Linked DNA regions of Homo sapiens: region 2 is linked to region 1. Evidence: chromatin contacts called from ENCODE Hi-C or POLR2A ChIA-PET data. All regions are on one chromosome and are shown on one strand. The core of a region is the stretch at or near the end of the contact, and the rest is flanking DNA. Distances in the headings are between cores, read along the strand shown. Region 1 overlaps LOC107984174 (a long non-coding RNA gene). Region 2 overlaps LOC107984171 (a long non-coding RNA gene).

Region 1 (3,452 bases), core at 664-3,163:
TAACCTTGTAAAAGCTTTATATCTACCTGGTAAGAAAATGTTGGCAATGAATTCAAACATAGGATCCCAAGAAAAAAAAACAGGTATAACAGTTTTCTTCTTTCTTTCTTTAGAGACAGGCCATCGCTCTGCCACCTAGGCTGGAGTGCAATGGCACAATCATAGTTCACTGTAACCTCAAACTCCTGGGCTCAAGTAATCCTCCTGCCTCAGCCTCCTGAATAACTAGAACTACAGAAGCATGTCACCACACCTGTTTATATTTTTTCAAAAAAATTTATAGAGATGAAGTCTCGTTATGTTGCCCCAGCTGGTCTTGAATGAACTCCTGGACTCAAGCGATCCTCCTGCTTCAGCCTCCCAAAGCATAGGGATTACAGGTGTGAACCACTGCACCCAGCCAAGGTATAATCGCTTTCTTCACTTTTAAAAAAATTGGATCAATATAGAAGCAGTTTCTTTAAAAGGATCTTTAAAAGGGGGCCTCCTCCCTCTGCACTACTTGGTCAGTTTATAAGTGCATCTGTGTAACCTTGGAACAGAAACAAACAAGAGCAGGCCCTGTATACACCCAATCTGATGTCAACTAGCTTGTTTGCCAACTTGAGGGTCCAGATTCTCAGCTACAAAAATCATTTGCCTCAACCCATTTCTGCACCCCTGGAAGACTTGTACTTTTTTTTTTTCAAACTTACAATTTTGTTTTTAAATAAAGAACAAAAAATTAGTTTAGAAGAACTGAACCATGTATAGAATGAACTATGTACCATTTATTAAGTAACCACAAATGATAGAAAGGCATAGCATGCTTGTTATGAACCTTTGCAAAATACATCAAGAAGGCCTGGACCATGTTCTTTTCCTACATCAACATCCCAATATTTCCTTCATCTATGTAACTGTCTTTATGTCTGTTCCATACTTGTCTATTTCCTCCTTTGATATGAGTTTGTACCTTAATGTGCCTTCCTATAATCACAGAGGATATGTTAGTAGCACAGACTTCTTAATTCCCATAATCAAAACTTTGTCTTAAAATTTAAACATATGTTATTTATCCTAGTTTTCATTGATTTGGCTAATACTCCTGATATTTGCTGCTAAAATACTGAAATTCTGGAGATTCCCTTATTTTATTTTATTTTATTTTATTTTATTTCATTTCATTTCATTTCATTTCATTTCATTTCATTTAGAGACAAGGTCTCACTCTATATCCCAGGCTGGAGTGCAGTGGTGCAGTCATGGCTCACTGCAGCCTCAACCTCCCTGGGCTCAAGTGATCCTCCCACCTCAGCCTCCCAAGTAGCTGGGACTACAGGCATGTGTGACCCCAAGCCCGGCTAATTTCTGCGTTTTTTTATAAAGATGGGGTCTCACCATGTTGCCCAGGCTGGTATCAAACTCCTGGGCTCAAGCGATCGCCCTGCCTTGGCCTCCCAAACTGCTGGGATTACAGGTGTGAGCCACTGTGCCAGGCTAGATTCATTTTCTTCTAAAGCAAATACACTCTTCCTTCTAAAAACTTTAGCTGGGCATGGTGGCACGTGCCTGTAATCCCAGCTACTCAGGAGGCTGAGGCAGGAGAATCGCTTGAACCCGGGAGGCAGAGGTTGCAGTGAGCAGAGATCGCGCCATTGGCACTCCAGCCTGGGCAACAAGAGCAAAACTCCATCTCAAAAATAAATAAATAAGTAAATAAATAAATAATAATAAAATGAAAACTGCAGCCTTCCTTGTACTAAATAAAGGAAAGAGTTTTTAAAATCTTCCTAATTTTTGGAGGGAAGACATCACATTTTAGTCTAACCTTCACCCCATTAATCATGTAAAAGTTATTTAGTTGGTTGTTTTGCAATCCCTACCATGAAAAGTTTTCTCCCCTAAGGCAAATGGGAGCAAAGGCAGTTTGCTTGCTGCTCACTGGGTTTTACTTTTTAACTCTTCAAGTTGCACTCTGTGGTGTCTACGTGTACGATTTTATAGAGCAAAAAATATTGTTTACCTTGGTTTACAGATTTCTAACTTGCCAAGTTGATACATTAGAGCACAAATTAATTTTCTAAAACCAAAATCCTTCAGACAAAAGGACGTTGAGATATGAATAGATGTCTGATTGCTCTAGTTCCTATCCAGACTGAACCTTTCTTATCCTGTTAGGCTGTGCAGTACCAAGGGTTAACGTGACTGTGATGCAATCTCTCAGACATTCTCCACTCTCAGACAAAAGAAGAGAATGAGAGTGCAGGGGCAGAAATGATAAGTATGGAGTCAGACAGTTCAAAGATTTGCAGAGTTTGAACAACAGTGGCGACCCAAGGAGGACAGATAGTGAGTCAGGAAAAGTGTCTGCAGTTACAAAGCACTTCCAGAAGGATGAAGTGTTATATCGCCCAATATTTTGTGGACTTGATCCATTGCTTAATCACACTCTTACAAACTGTTTTAAATTCAGACTACAGGAAAATGTGGGGAAAGCTTATCATAAAATAAATCAAAGGGAAAATTAGATTCACTTCACCAAAACTCAGCTTATAGTTATGAGTCAATGTGGGGGAGACCACACCATGACATGGATTCCAGTTGAAATCAGATCTGAATCCAGAGGTGTTGAGTTACGGAAAATCCAAGGCAGGGCACTTGCACCTTTTTTTTGATGATTCATTTTAATTATTACTGACTTTGCCATTGAGACCTATGCTCTAGGGTCCCTCTCCAATATGCATTGCCCCATTTCTTTCTTGCTAACAGTACCTCTGTTTTGCTCATCCTTATCTAAACAGTCACTTCCTTTCAGGGAGGCTGAGCTCTTTCTCATTCTTCAAGGATGAAGTTGAGTGATGTCAATAATCAAAGTTTTCTAGGTCCCCTTAACATTCTAGTATTTCGGGGGTTTTTTGTTTTTGTTTTTGTTTTTGTTTTTTGGAAGCAGAGTCTCACTCTGTTGCCCAGGCTGGAGTGCAATGGCGCAATCTCGACTCACTGCAACCTCTGCCTCCTGGGTTCTAGCAATTCTCCTGCCACAGCCTCCTGAGTAGCTGGGATTACAGGTGCCACCACATGCCCAGCTAATTTTTGTACTTTTAGTAGAGATGGGGTTTTACCACATTGGCCAGGCTGGTCTCGAACCCCTGACCTCAGGTGATCTGCCCGCCTTGGCCTCCCAAAGTGCTGGGATTAGAGGCGTGAGTCACCACGCCTGACTGTATTTCCAAAGTGTGGGGCCAGGGGATATCTGAAAGGCATGTGAGAACATACTCCAGCAAGGCACTCTTGAGGGGTGCTCATGACCCTAGAACTAAGAAGCTATCTGGCAATCATGAGATGCCACACCTAGAGACCTGGACAACACATTAAAGATGTAGAAAGAGTGACAGCACCCAAGTCCTTGATGACAGTGTTGAGACATCCAGACTTTTGGTTATGTAAAAAGAGAAAAGTCTGTATACTTT
Region 2 (3,452 bases), core at 647-3,146, 40 kb before region 1:
ATCTTGGCTCACTGCAACCTCTGCCTCCTGGGTTCAAGCGATTCTCCTGCCTCAGCTTCCCGAGTAGCTGGGATTACAGGCACGTGCCACCACGCCCAGCTAATTTTTGTATTTTTAGTAGAGATGGGGTTTCATATTGGCCAGGATGGTCTTGATCTCTTGACCTGGTGATCCACCAGCCTTGGCCTCCCAAAGTGCTGGGATTATAGGTGTGAGCCACCACGCCCAGCGCAAGCTTTGATTTTAAGTTGAGAAAAGAAAAAGACTTTTAAAAGTTTGGAATTGATTGCTCAATTGCCATTGTGCTGTTATAACAGTAATACCAGAAAGGAGAGATCAGTTATTGTTCTATTGTCTCCCTTTCTCTCTTCTCTTGTCCCTTCCATACCCCACACCTCTCCGATGAGCAAAGCCAGCTGATATTTACTGTGTTCTGAGGACAGATGAGAAATGTGGGTACAGCACACATCACACAGTTTCCTGTGCAGCCAGCAAGCTGAAGGACTGTTCCGGGAACTCTCCGTGCATCACTCGGTGGAGCTATTAGACTTAGTTCCTCTCAGGGCCTTTACATTCTTTGGGCTCTGTGATTTTGTAAGAGATTAGACCTGTTTCCAAGCAGGTTCTGTTTACCTGGGAGCTACTCTACCTTTCTTAAGTCCAGGAACTTCTCACTAAGACTTCCCCCACAACCCAACACAACACACACAGGAAGAGGAGCATCTAGAAAGAGGGACATGTTGCCTCTACTGACACCAGTAGTATTTGATACTCACAGGTGAAAGGAACGTAGCTCATGATCATCCCTAGATAATTCAGTCACATAATCTCCTGAATTTCTTTTTCCTCTACTTGGGGGTTCTAAGGGTGAAATGCATTCATGCGTGTAGAACAATGTGAATAGTGTCTGGGTAAATACAACATAAGCATTTGCTATGAATGCTATTATTGGTTGCATTTTAGATGAAGTAAAACCTTCTGGGTAACTAGTCCCGGGAAAGCTAACAGTAGGTTGCATTTAATGTTGAAACACTTACTCATAGTCATGCATGTAAAGAGGTTGTCCTGGAAAATTTGGGAGGTGGTAAAGATATTCTAGTGTCTTCCACTTCCCTCTCATCTTCTGCTGTAGATTTTCTGCTTCTTTATCCCCATCTGCCTTGTGCCCCTCACTACCTCCATGGCCTCCTAGACAACTCTTCTGGCGTGGACCTCACCGTGGAGCCCTAGGGCCCCAAATACCTTCTTCCCCTTCCAGTGAAACAACATCAGCCTGTCACATAGCTAACTTCAGCTAGTTCTTATCACTAATTTAAATAAACTCACCCTCAAGGTTTGCATGACTAATGGATTTAAAATGTTGGCCCTTTCAGGGAGGGCTGGGGTTGCAGTTTTTTTCTCCTCAGTTTGGCATCAAATCTCACCATTTATTCAGTCCAGAATTATTTACAGAGTGTCTACTATGTGTCAGGAACTGTTTTATGCACTGGAGATATGATAATAGGCAAGATGGGCCTTCCAGGAATTTCTATTGTATGGATGAGATAGACAGTAAACAAGTCAACAAATGAATAAATATAATTCAGCCAGTTATTTAGGATCTTACATGCTGCTCTCTTTCCAGCAGCCTCTAAAGCTATAGGGCTTGGTCTTGAATTGCTGTGGATAATTCACGTGAGAATATTTGAATGTTGAGAGTCAAGCGTTCAAAGCAGCAGCCAGGCAGAAGGAGAAAAAGAGATGTTTTCAGATACGTCATGAACAGGTTGCCCTCTGATTTGACCTTGTCCCTTCCTCCCACTGGTGCTGTGCCCAGCTCCAAACATACTGGATTCCTACTGCAGCCTATCAAATATTTACACTGACATTACAAATATATATATTATTTACTTTAGCTTCTATAAAATATTTACACGTCATGCTAAATATACACAATATATTATATTGCACTGTGTTTTTCCTGCTGCCAGTCAGAGAGACTGTCTGGAACTTTCCCAAAATCATGAGAAAAGACCAGGGCGAAGGGAGAATGCAGGGTGGGCATATTAGGAGAAAGAAGTTGTGTCTACCTGCATCCAGGGAAAGTGCTCCCCAGGGAAAAGCAGGACGTCGAAGATCTGTCCAAGAGAAAATAATTGTGCACTTTGTCCTCCATACTTTTCCTCTACATTTAGTTCCTGGTTCAAAATAAGCACTGAGACTGAGGTCAGGCAGAGTTCAAACAAACAGAAGCTCTCACTCACCTCTGACATTGGAGATACCAGTTAGATAGGTCCATTGGATCAAATCCCAGGGCAAGGAGCTCAGAACCCCTTGTAGGGGCTCACAGAATGGTCCACAGAATGCTTTAGAAAATCTTGGCAGCCCTGCTCAGGTGCCCAACACATCACTGTGCTTCCCACCCATAGGAGGGGCCACCCATACCCACTGTCCATCTCACACCACAGGTGAGGTTAAACCATGGTGGCTGTGAAGCTGATGCCTCTGAAATAGACTCTTTTTCAATTACATTATAACACTGAATGTGTATTCCTGCACAAAATACCTCTCAACCTGATCTTGCATCTCCTTTTCTGCTTCCTGATGATCTGAGTGCCTGGCAGACAAGACTGTCTTCAAAGTCTTCGCTCATTCCACTTGTCCCTTTAAAAATGTCCCGATGGGTACATAGATGATCATCTTCAAGCTTTGTATCAGCGATATTTCCCTCTGCGTTGTGTCTTGAAGTCAAGGTCTGTTTCTCCTCCAAGCCTATTGTCTTCTTCAGGGTCCAAAAACATGATCTTGGCTTAATAACTTTATGATGGATCCAATGTTTATAACCAAAGGTGGACCTTGCTTAGTCAGGGCATAAATTGTATCATTTCAGAATCAGTAATGTTCCACGCTTCAGAATCTCCTGCCACAGGGGTCTAGATGAGCCCAAGGCAAAGAAGAAAAGGTCTTACCTTGTGGATGTCACTGATTCCATGTTCATCTGCTGCATCAGTGTTATGTTATTTATGCGAGATGCTGATGGAAGCCTCATCTCAGTCCATACAAGTCAAGATCTCTGTGGTTTTAATAACTTGGTAATGGCCACAGCCACCTTTTCCTGTAAAGATAATACCAATAATCTTGGCACACATAAAAAGAAACCAGTCAGCTTCCAAGCTCTCTGGATTTATTGTATGTCCTTATAAAAGGGGTTTCCCACAACATTCAGCCCTTTTTTGTCCTTTCAGCCTTCTACCATATAGGGCACAGTGTTCCTCCTTGCCTCTCAGGAGGATGCCACGTTGAAGGCGCCACCGTGGAAGCAGTGTCTGGGCTCTCACCAGACACCAAACCTGCTAATCCCCCAGCTTAGACTTCCCTAGTCTCCATAACCCTGATTTCCCGGTTTGCATAGTTGTCAGCAATAAGTTTATGCTTTTTATAAATTACCCAGTCTAAGATGTTTTGTTATGGCA

Evidence for each region. A loop is a pair of places that touch in the nucleus more often than their neighbours do. ChIA-PET counts read pairs that join two places held with the same protein, here RNA polymerase II (POLR2A). Pooled maps may share reads with other maps.
Region 2: a pooled map shows a loop between it and region 1 (2.3-fold over the local background). The contact joins two enhancer-like sites. A Hi-C loop is called at or near these places in 3 of 168 maps with a recorded cell type or tissue (Caco-2, MCF 10A and PC-9), 1 of 37 single-sample maps with no recorded cell type and 2 of 50 pooled maps. POLR2A ChIA-PET finds 5 or more read pairs at or near these places in 2 of 52 experiments (Caco-2 and H1).

Annotation. Positions count from the first base shown.
Region 1 is chr10:29,063,317-29,066,768 of GRCh38, reverse strand. The region is part of intron 2 of LOC107984174 (a long non-coding RNA gene); the gene reads right to left. Among named protein-coding and RNA genes, the nearest start is that of C10orf126, 220 kb to the right of the region's middle. Within about 2 kb of position 1,913, at least 2 of the 41 ENCODE cell types and tissues checked have a DNase peak (open chromatin) inside an H3K27ac peak, as active enhancers do; they include PC-9, where a contact is called at or near this core.
Region 2 is chr10:29,103,580-29,107,031 of GRCh38, reverse strand. It overlaps LOC107984171 (a long non-coding RNA gene), which reads right to left. Exons shown (of 5, transcript XR_001747285.1): 4 at 2,949-3,094; 5 at 2,339-2,761. Among named protein-coding and RNA genes, the nearest start is that of LYZL1, 180 kb to the left of the region's middle. Within about 2 kb of position 1,896, at least 3 of the 41 ENCODE cell types and tissues checked have a DNase peak (open chromatin) inside an H3K27ac peak, as active enhancers do; they include PC-9, where a contact is called at or near this core.